Linked DNA regions of Mus musculus: region 2 is linked to region 1. A link is a loop called in an ENCODE intact Hi-C map of the cell type or tissue named here. Cell type or tissue: gastrocnemius. All regions are shown on one strand.

Region 1 (2,500 bases):
CTGGCATATGCAATAGTGTCTGGGTTTGGTGGCTGATTATGGGATGGATCCCCGGTGGGGTAGTCTCTAGATGGTCCATCCTTTCGTCTTAGCTCCAAGCTTTGTCTCTGTAACTCCTTCCATGGGTATTTTGTTCCCTATTCTAAGGAGGAATGAAGTATCCACACGTTGGTCTTCCAGAGCTCGTGTCTCTAGCTGCATATGTATCAGAAGATGGCCTAGTCGGCCATCATTGGGAAGAGAGGCCCCTAGGTCTTGCGAACTTTATATGCCCCAGTACAGGGGAAACACCAGGGCCAAGAAGTGGGAGTGAGTGGGTGGGTGGGGGCGGGGGAGGGTATAGGGAGCTTTTTTGAAATGTAAATAAAGACAATACTAATTAAAAAAAAAAGTCAACTTTGTTCTTGTCTAGCTGCTAGTAGCAACAGCCTGACAGCTTAGAAGTGGCTCGCATGATCTTGAGTTGCTGCCCTGGGCTAACTGATCAAACACCCCTGTTGCTATAAGTGTTAGGTCCTAGGAAAAGTTAGCTTTCCCCCCACAGAAGTGTGTGTGTGTGTGTGTGTGTGTGTGTGTGTGTGTGTGTGTTTGTGAGAGTGTGTGTGTGTGTGTGTGTGTGTGTGTGTGTGTGTGTGCGTGTGTGCGCGCACGCGCAGGCCAGAGGACACCGGGTCTCCTGCTCCTGTCATTCTCCACTTTATTCCCTTGAGAGAGGGTCTCTTACTGAACTGGAGCCAGGCTGGCAGCCAGCAAGCCCCACAGTGACCCTGACTCTGGCCCCCACAGTCCTGGCTGGGGCTGCATGTGCTTACACCGAGTTTTTCACATAAGTACCCTTATATGTTTTAAAAAATTTTAAAAATGATTAAATATTTGTTTAAAAGTACCTGTTTAATATGAGCCTAGGGGGCTAACTCCTCATCTAATCCTAACACCTGCGGAGGAACAGGTTGGAGCCAGTTGTAAACTGACTTGCCTTTTCAGCTAGGAACAGCTCTGCTGGAGGTGGAGTGGTCAGACACAAACCCTTAAAGGGCAGACACTCTCTGCTGCTTCACATGGTGGTACTGAGGACTGCATCTCCTTCCTGTGGCCCCCAGAGGGCACTGTGGGGCGTGAAAGACAGGGCCTCAGTGGAAGAGAATATGCACAGGATGTCCTCACTGCTGAGTCCAGAGCCCCAGAGTGAAGTTCAAGCCATTCTGCCGGCCCTCTACCCAAAAAGAGCTAGGAAACGGGCCTCTCTGGTTTCTGGAGTCTCTACATTCTTTTCCAGGATGCTACTTAAATGGTAGCCACTCCCACTGATCTTAACAAGAACTAGGGGTAGGAGGGTGGTATATTTACCAGATTCCTAGCCCAGGCTGCCCTTCAGTGCCTGCTCCTGCATCTCCCTGGTGCTTCTCGGCAGGCCACGCAGTGTAGAGCTGGCACAGGTGTGTAAACCTCAGGACCTTCCTCATCTCAGCCTGACGGAGGGGCCTGGGCCATAAGGCCAGAGAAAGCCATAGGTGGGCCTCCTCCCCACTGAGAGTCCTGCTCTGTCTAGCCCATTGGCACATCAAATTTTCATGCGCCTCATTTCCCAGGTGAAGAAATTGGCCAATCTGAGGACAGAGTCAGAGTGATACCAGACAGGTGAGTGGCAAGGTATATGGTAGCTCTGCTGTGGGGTTTTCCTGCCCAGTGGGACAGACTCAGCTCTGGGTTCTCCATGGTCCAGCGGGGCTCTTCTGCAACTCTGAACTCCTAGGCAATCTTCTTTTACCAGGAGCAGATGCCAATGCCAATGTTAATGAGTGTTTATTGTTGATAAAACCATAGCACATTTACAGTAAGTAACAACATTAAGGTATAGTTACAGTATTATACAATATTACAGCAATAAAATACCATTCATTCCTTTGTACATCCCGCACAAGCAGCAAGTTGAAAATATCTTTCCAGGATTGCAAGCCCTGGGGGCTTCTGATGAATAAATAGTTTCTAAGGTAGCTGTTCTTGATGCTGTCCCAGCATCTGTCCACAAACAGGCCAGAGGATGGGGAGCCAAGACTGAGGACAGGATGGGAGGGGACATAGCTTCTCTTCCACCGAGGCCTTGTCCTTCATGCCCCAGAGTCACAGATCCCAGGTGACAAGTGTGCTCTTGCACCCCTGTCCTAACTGGAAGGCACTCTGCTGCCTCAGCCTGCAGACACATTAGAGCTAGGCCCGACCTAGAACCAACCTCTTCACTTTGGCTGCCAGTTGTAGCAGCAAGAGCGGAAGTCCTTGAGTTCCTGTACTGTAGCCCATCATCAGCTCGGAAGCTCTGAGCTCAGACTCCTAACATAGTAGTCTCGTGGGGCAGGCGACTAGAGGTCCAGTCTTCACAGACAGGGGCCACCTCACCAGCCCTTTCAAAGGCACAGCTTGGAGGACAGGATTTGGAAACCCTTTCTTCTCTGTTTAGGAAAACAAAGCATACCAGCTACTGCATCCAGTGGCCTGGGGCTCA
Region 2 (2,500 bases), 250 kb after region 1:
ACCAAGTTCTTTTGTGCTGTTGTACTGTGACTGTAGATAGTCACTGTACTACAGCTCTAAAAAACCCGGAAGGAAGGATTTGAGTGTTTTGCTAAAAGAAATGGTAAACATTCTCCATTAATATGCATAGTTTTTGTGTTTTAATGTGTTAGTTAAGAATAAAGTGAACTTAAAAACCCTTTAATTTTTATTATCTGTTGCTTATTTTAGTGGATGAGAATTTTTCTTATTAAGACAGTTTTTTTTTCTGATTAAAAAGTTAATAGTATAAAAATTCAGATGATGTAAAAAAAATAAAGTGAAAGAGAGGAATAATTTGACATTGAAAAGAATTGGTATAAATAAATATAGTTTCCTGTAAATAAATTTATTACTGTTAGTTCTGAACAGTAGAAGTGTGATTTAAGGAAAATGTCATCGTGTTACCCAAATGGGCTGTGCTACCTAGAACCCTTCAGTGAAGTCACCAGTTACGGTTTGTAACCGCTTTCCTAAACTCCATTTGCGCTTCTTTCTTTCACTGTGCAGACCGACCAGGGCATCAAAAACTTGCCTGTTGGAGAGGCAGGAAGGCTTGCTCAGGAAGATCCGGATTATGGCCTCCGAGATCTTTTCAATGCCATCGCCAATGGCAATTACCCGTCCTGGACGTTTTACATCCAGGTCATGACTTTTAAGGAGGCAGAAACTTTCCCATTTAATCCATTTGATCTGACCAAGGTAAGTCAGCAGCAGCTGGATTGCTTCATAAGTGTCGTCCTGTATGCTGCTGCTGCTGCTGCTGCTGCTAAATAATAATATAAATTATAGCCATGCAGTCACGGTGTCAGGAGCAGGCTAGATAAGAGGTGGTAGCTCAGCAGAGCCCTTGTTCCCGTGAGTGGGTGCCTCACCTCTCCTCTTGTGTGGGAAGTTCACTGAGGTCACGTTGGAGCCTTCCTGTGTGTTATTAGCAGGGGACAAATTTTGAAAAGCTAATTTACTCTGTTTCTGCACCAGTGTCAATATTTACCACTTACTGTTACGAAATGATAAGGCAATCACCTGAAATTCTTATCATGTTTCTGTTGGGTTAAGAATTATTTCCACGGGCTTGATTACATGTGAAAGTTGGTGTTTTCATGGGGGCCTTCCAGGTCTGCCAGCTGGCTATCTGGTAATTATGAATCTGACATTGTTTTCAGGTTTGGCCTCACAAGGACTACCCTCTTATACCAGTTGGCAAACTGGTTTTAAACAAAAATCCAGTTAATTACTTTGCTGAAGTTGAACAGATGGCTTTTGACCCAAGCAATATGCCCCCTGGCATCGAGCCCAGCCCTGACAAAATGCTTCAGGTAAGCCAGGAAGAAGACTTGTTCTGAGGCAGGCGCCCGTTTGTGCACACACGTACATGTGCACGCACTGTATAACTCGGTATGAGCTTTTATGAGGAATTACTAGAACTTTCACTTGAATGTTAATTGAGGTGCTTAATTCCTGTGAGGTCACTTGGATGAGACATCCTTAGGTGGTCATTCTCTAGTTACACCAGTTATAAAACATGTCCATGGTAAAGTAGCTAATATTTCAAGGTGTGAACACTTGATTTCGGACAAAAGATATAATAGTAATGACTCCATATTTTTGAAGAAAATAAAATGACTAGCTCAGCCTATAAGGATATAATAAATGATTATAGCCATCGACACCATAACCTATCCGTTTCTATTCCAAGGTGGTGCTTGCATATTTTCTATCTATGAAAGCAACACTATGGATGCTCTTTATTAACCCAACTCTGTGATTAATAGCAGTGGAATAGTTTAATCACGTGATCTCAAAAAGCATTCAGTACCCTTTAAGCCACTTTCTAGGGTGCTGTGCCAAGAGGTCAAAGAGGGACAATTCTGCTTTGGACTAGGAATCAGTAGGAAAAAATCAGCTTAATAATTGCCATGCACATCAATCTTCTGTGTGTTTAGACTCTGACCACGAAGCAGGGGTTATAGATCAGACCTTAGATCAGACCACAGAGATTGAAGGTTGCTTCTTATGTAAGTTCTGATTCCTGGCAAGTATCAGACTCCTTGGAGAGCAAGCTGAGGTTCTCTGTGTGTCTCGGGGTTACCTTTGTTGTGGCACTGGGGACATCTGACACTTCTTTTGAAAGTCAGCTTTCATTACCCTAGTTGAGTAGGGCCCTGCTAGGTGTGTTTCTGCGGAACACTGGACAGCCATGGTGTAAGGCAGAGAGTACTGTGACGGATGTGAGACCGGGCCAGTGACAAAGTTCTAGGAACGAGATGGCGTTTGAAGGCTGATCTTCAGTAAGTGACACAGACAGTAGAGGGTACGAGGACAGGCACAGAGGTGTGCTGCGTTGGGAATATTTAAACTGTAGTAAGTCCTCTGTCCTGAATGAGAGGAATCGAGCTCACCAAGACCGTGTTAGCGGAGCCTTTAAGTGTTGGACGTTGTGCAAGTGCCCATTCTGGGAAGACAGAAGGATTTTTCAGCT

Evidence for each region. Peaks named below come from ENCODE experiments on the same cell type or tissue, not always from the same donor. Only the 100,000 strongest peaks of a DNase experiment are listed, where the experiment ranks them.
Region 2: a loop joins it to region 1, with 2.3 times the contacts of the local background. A loop is called at or near these places in 28 of 42 quality-filtered maps.

The regions. Positions count from the first base shown.
Region 1 is chr2:103,717,711-103,720,210 of GRCm38, reverse strand. Abtb2 (ankyrin repeat and BTB (POZ) domain containing 2) reads right to left here. Exons shown (of 17, transcript NM_178890.3): 17 at 1,788-2,500. Among named protein-coding and RNA genes, the nearest start is that of Nat10, 42 kb to the left of the region's middle. In gastrocnemius, a CTCF peak has its summit at 1,090 (motif pointing right); DNase peaks (open chromatin) are centred at 757, 1,105 and 1,457.
Region 2 is chr2:103,465,914-103,468,413 of GRCm38, reverse strand. Cat (catalase) reads left to right here. Exons shown (of 13, transcript NM_009804.2): 7 at 529-720; 8 at 1,185-1,337. Among named protein-coding and RNA genes, the nearest start is that of Cat, 18 kb to the left of the region's middle. In gastrocnemius, no CTCF peak of the experiment used is centred here; a DNase peak (open chromatin) is centred at 1,305.